2 separate regions of the Homo sapiens genome follow, and region 2 is linked to region 1. A link is a contact called in ENCODE Hi-C or POLR2A ChIA-PET data. All regions are on one chromosome and are shown on one strand. The core of a region is the stretch at or near the end of the contact, and the rest is flanking DNA. Distances in the headings are between cores, read along the strand shown. Region 1 holds the start of ADGRA3 (adhesion G protein-coupled receptor A3). Region 2 overlaps ADGRA3 (adhesion G protein-coupled receptor A3).

Region 1 (2,700 bases), core at 52-2,551:
AGCACCCAAAGCCTGGGTACCCACTATGTCCCCAAGACCCAGGACCCTGGAATTCCCTGACTGGTATTACCAAAGCCACTTCTTGGCCCTGAGCTAGCTTCTTCTGAGAACTGTCCTCCCAATGAAGGACCCAACAACTGGTATAGGCACACCTGAGATCCAGACGCAGACAGAGGGTGGCTGTTAGAAAGTGTGAACAGAACTTGGTTTTGTGGGCTGCGGTGTTCACACACAGGTACAAAAAATCCCCTCTTGTCCTTGAAGATAGCTGGGCACAGGAAGCAAAGACGGTGAAGGTGTACAGGCCAAAGGTTTGGATCTGACTCTTTCCCACCTGCCATGTTTCAGGGAGAAACTCCAAGGTGTCTGAGAATCCTGCTTACAAACCTTCCAGGTTGTTATGAAGGTAATTTCTCAAGGCAGGAGCACAGAATATATTTTATTAGCATGATATAGTCCTTGTAAAATTTTAAACATAGGGTAGGTAAGCCCTGGGCTTGCAAATGTTAGGGCGAGGCTGGAAGTCAGAGTAATCAATTCTGTTGGGGTTTCTTGGAGGGTTTGCTCATTATTGCTCGAACTGGTGAACATCTCAAGTATCTTTGCCTGTCGAATTTCTTTCAAAAGGCTGCCTTTCTAGTGAGGTCCAGATGCATCCTTTAGAGACCATCGCTGTTGTTGCTGAAGGCCAGAAACAGCTTCAGATTGTTCACTGTATTGAAGAGGAACCTGTTTACTGGCTCCAGTGTATTTGGGACAAATAAGACTACCATAATGAGGTGAGAAGGCGATTCCTTCCGAAACACTTGGTTTTGGGTACTTTTCCCATAGGGTTGGTCAGGGAAATTCCCTACTCTCGTCCCTACTCCATCCTCCGGGCCAGGCTCCTTGGGCCACATGGGCAGTCTCCAGGAGCGCACAAGACTGCTTTGTCCTGTGCCCGCGGTGCGAGCGCGGTGGCGGCGAAGGGAAACGAGCAGGAGAGTGGCCACCGCGGGTGGAGTTTGGACTCGAACTTTCCTCCGTTCGGACTCGAACTTTCCTCCGTTCTCTCTACGAGTTACTGCCTTCCCGCGGGCTCCCCACAACTCCTGCCCGGAGGCCGAGGCCCGGGCGCGCACCGGGTCGGAGTCGGGCTCGGCAGGTCCCGGGAGCGCGCGCCTCCTCCCCGAGGTCCCGGGCAGCTGCAGACACGGGGAGAGCAGGAGAGCCGGGAAAGAGGAGGGGAAGGGGCGGGGGCGGCCGCCGGCGGCGGGCGGGGAGGAGCCGCCGCGCGCGGGTCCTGGCCAGGGGAGGAGGCAGTGGCGGCGGCGGCGGCGGCAGAGGAGGAGGAGGAGGCGGTGCTCGCGCCGGGCGGTAGAGCGGCGCTGGGACCCATGCGGCCGTGACCCCCGGCTCCCTAGAGGCCCAGCGCAGCCGCAGCGGACAAAGGAGCATGTCCGCGCCGGGGAAGGCCCGTCCTCCGGCCGCCATAAGGCTCCGGTCGCCGCTGGGCCCGCGCCGCGCTCCTGCCCGCCCGGGCTCCGGGGCGGCCCGCTAGGCCAGTGCGCCGCCGCTCGCCCCGCAGGCCCCGGCCCGCAGCATGGAGCCACCCGGACGCCGGCGGGGCCGCGCGCAGCCGCCGCTGTTGCTGCCGCTCTCGCTGTTAGCGCTGCTCGCGCTGCTGGGAGGCGGCGGCGGCGGCGGCGCCGCGGCGCTGCCCGCCGGCTGCAAGCACGATGGGCGGCCCCGAGGGGCTGGCAGGGCGGCGGGCGCCGCCGAGGGCAAGGTGGTGTGCAGCAGCCTGGAACTCGCGCAGGTCCTGCCCCCAGATACTCTGCCCAACCGCACGGTCACCCTGTGAGTATCTCCCGCGACGCTGGGTCCTCTCCCGCTCGGCTCTTTCTTATCTCTCCGCTCAACTTTGGAGCAGGGTCCAGCCGGCACCCACGCGCCTTTGTGTGGAGCTGTAGGCAGGGGGCGGTGCTAGGAAAGACCTCGTGTGCTTGGCATGGGTGCAGTTCAGGGAAAGGCAAGGGAATCTGCGTCCGAGCTGCCTCCCAGCTCCACTAGTTTGCAAAGTAAAGTTTTCGGGTTCTCAGGCGCTCCCCGCGCTGTCCCCGGCGCAGCGCTTTTGGGCTGCGCGGTGCCACGTGAGGATGCAAGTAAACACGCAGTCAACAGAGTTAAAGCTCATTCATCCTGGGCTTGGGTTTCCAGAAAACACAATGCTTGATTGCAAGCGCCAGTCCTTCTGCTTCTTTGCAAATTAAGTTACACTTACGTGGTAGAGTTTGCAAAACACAAGGACTGTGTGCGAGCCCAAACCCCAAGACGCTTCCTTTGCCTTTTGCTATCTTAGTTTTATTACAGTTAAAGAGCACCTTTTAAGATAGAGTTGTTATTAAGGGCTGGAAACATTTCAGATCAATCTGTTTATGTACCTTGCAGTCCCGTTTTCGTGTCTGTGAGGGCTTATATTTAAAAGCCAGGAACATTGGAACTGAAAACCGTGGGTTTATTGAGCCTTCCAACTCGAGGGATTTTTGATTTTCGGATTGAGTTTCCACCTGGAAGGAAAAATTTTGGTAACTCACTTGTGCTGGGATTCACGGTTCAGTTTTGCAAACGTAGTTTTGCCAATTCTAGCTGAACAGTTGGCCCCAGTGACTGTCGAGTTTGTTTTCAGAAGGATGAATTGGTTTGGAAAGTTTTGAGTCT
Region 2 (2,700 bases), core at 46-2,545, 58 kb after region 1:
CTGCTTTTAGTTTAATTATGCCATGACTTAAATGTTGACATTGACTTTCCATCTTAATACTTTTGACATCGTCTGTCTTATTTAGTCGTTTAAAACCTATTTCTTTATTTTTTTTTTTAACTTTTTAGTTCAGGGGTACAAGTGCAGGTTTGTTGCGTAGGTAAACTTGTGCCATGGGGGTTTGTTACACAGATTATTTCATCACCCAGGTATTAAGCCTAGTACTCATTAGTTGTTTTTCTTGATCCTCTCCCTCCTTCCACCCTCCTCCCTCCAAAAGGCCCCAGTGTGTGTTGTTCCCTCTATGTATCCATGTGTTCTCATCATTTACCTCCCGCTTAGAAGTGAGAACGTGCAGTATTTGCAAAACCTATTCCTTTTTATTGTAAAATCCAATTGTAAAAATTGGTCATGCTCTTTTTTGCAAAAGATTTTTTTTTATTGCTTTTGCAAGTAAAATATCTTTCATCTAAAAACCTATCGTCTGTAGCTTTCCTCCTATTTTTCTCTCTCAGGCAGCCTTAAGGGTCAGAATTCTGTAAGATTAAGAAAGGTAGGAGTTAAAGGATTTTCTCTTTGTCTTTTAAAATTAGTTACAATTTGAATCAGTAGGGAATTTCCTACCATAGTTTTTGCTGGGGGTGAGTGGTGGTCTCCTGTGTTTATCAGTCTGTCTGCGCTCATTAGAAACTCAGGGCCATCTGGAGGAGATCTTGCTACTAATCAGTTTTCTTCTCTTCTGCCCATTCTGCACTTTATTATTTTCTAGTGAAGACTTTTAATGGAACAAGTTAGAAAAGCTGGCTGGTCTGGGGTAGGTGGTAGTGGAGATTGGAGTTCTAGGTAAGGAAGGTAAGCATTATAGGAGGGTAGACATTAGGCATCAGATTGCATGGGACCAAGCCAGGTTTAGAGTTCAGTAAAAGGACTATCAACCAGGTGTAGCAGCGTAATCAAAATGATAAGGTGGTGATCGGTGTCAGTTCAGTTCAACAAAAATTCATGAAGTTCATCCTGTGAGCCCAACTGTGAGCAAGGGTCTGGAGACACACAGGTAAATCAGGAAGCTCTCGAGGAGTTTGCAGTCTAATGGAATTACGAACACCGACCAAGAGTCTGGATATGGAATTGAAATACATTTACAAAGAGATGAAGCAGTAGCTAGAGTTTAGCTGCTAAGAGTCTTGGAAGTTGTTAGGACTCAGCTATCCAGACACAGGCAGGGGATATGGAGCATGACCGTAAACAGGCTGCACCTCCAGACACAGGTCATTAGGGAGTTGAGGGGCAGCAGCAGGTGAGCATGATTTATAGCAGTGACTCACTTTCTTTGTGCTTCTGTCTGTGCTGGAGTCAGTTTTGCACCCATGCCTAGGAACATGAGTCCTCAAGTAGAAAGCAAAAGTGTAGGGGCTAAGATCTACCCTATCAGAAACTCGGGCTGATGCTGAATGATTTTTATTTCAACCATCCCTCCCAGTGATTCTGATGTGAAAGTATGAGAACTTTTAGAATATTTTTCCCTGCAATCTATTTTTTTCCCTCAATGGGAGGAATGTGAAATAATACTGTCAGGTCCTTTTCTTATCCCCTCCCTCTGTGTTCCACACTGTTGTAGTCACAGCTTTTAGGTAATAAAAATATTAATGCTGATTTTATCTCTATGCTGAGATATAGTTTGAAGAAAACCTATTGTTAATAAAAAGCAGTTTCTTCAGTATGTTTTAGATACTGCAGACTATCTTAATGCTGATTTTATCTCTATGCTGAGATATACTTTGAAGAAAACCTATTGTTAATAAAAAGCAGTTTCTTCAGTATGTTTTAGATTCTGCAGACTATCTTAGATTCTCCATCTAGTTATTTATCTTTCAGTAAATAATCTCTCAAGCACTGCCATCCAAAATGAATTTTAAAAATTCTCATTCAGGAGTATTTAATATAATTACTGATATTGTACCAGGCATTGCCTTAGTAGTCTTTCACTGTGTTACACGTTAAGTAGTCTCTTGTGTTCTTGCTTAGGAAGGTAATTGCCATTTATAATATTCTTCCCACTAGAAGATACATTCTTAATTCCAAACAGATGACTTATAATTAACTTAGGGTACACAGCTTGCAAGCTGAAGAAGTCCTGTATGTAAACTCAACGGGATATAAAGATATTTGACAGTAGTGATGTTTGCTAGTTGCTCATAGATACAGACCGTTTTTCTTATGGGTTCTTAAGTCATTAATTTCAGTTGTGCATCTCCCTTAACAAGAACACATAAAGTATTTTTGTTATTAAACCATGCCTTTGCCTTTAGTTTATAAATAATTTGATTTAGGAAGTTGAAGTGGCTTTCTGAAGAATATACTATCAGAAGTAGGTGAACCCTAGATCCATCAGTTTCTCTTGTTTTATCAACGAATTTAAGTTGATTCTCAATCCAAATAACAACCCATTATCAATATCTAAATACCATTTTAAGTAGGTATAGCTGTAATGAAATTGTTTCCCAGAGAATCAATGGTGATTGCACCACTTAAAGCTCAGAATTGAGACAAGATTATAAATAGAGCCTAGATATGCTTGTTTATGCAACAATTTACAAGAAGATGCCTAATTTTTGTTAACAGTGAAACCCAGAATTAAAAGGAAAATCAACTGGGATTTAAAAGAAAAAGTCCCACGTGATTAAATACTTAGGAGCTACA

Evidence for each region. A loop is a pair of places that touch in the nucleus more often than their neighbours do. ChIA-PET counts read pairs that join two places held with the same protein, here RNA polymerase II (POLR2A). Pooled maps may share reads with other maps.
Region 2: a map of gastrocnemius medialis shows a loop between it and region 1 (3-fold over the local background). The contact joins the enhancer-like site here to the promoter of ADGRA3 in region 1. A Hi-C loop is called at or near these places in 13 of 168 maps with a recorded cell type or tissue (Caco-2, HepG2, IMR-90 and 8 more), 2 of 37 single-sample maps with no recorded cell type and 18 of 50 pooled maps. POLR2A ChIA-PET finds 5 or more read pairs at or near these places in 11 of 52 experiments (A673, GM12878, H1 and 6 more).

What each region holds. Positions count from the first base shown.
Region 1 is chr4:22,514,667-22,517,366 of GRCh38, reverse strand. It overlaps ADGRA3 (adhesion G protein-coupled receptor A3), which reads left to right and starts at 1,301. Exons shown (of 19, transcript NM_145290.4): 1 at 1,301-1,839. The coding sequence starts at 1,583. It overlaps MIR12115 (microRNA 12115), which reads right to left and starts at 2,055; the gene lies at 1,982-2,055.
Region 2 is chr4:22,456,891-22,459,590 of GRCh38, reverse strand. All of the region lies in intron 3 of ADGRA3 (adhesion G protein-coupled receptor A3), which reads left to right. Among named protein-coding and RNA genes, the nearest start is that of MIR12115, 57 kb to the left of the region's middle. Within about 2 kb of position 1,295, at least 2 of the 41 ENCODE cell types and tissues checked have a DNase peak (open chromatin) inside an H3K27ac peak, as active enhancers do; they include gastrocnemius medialis and psoas muscle, where a contact is called at or near this core.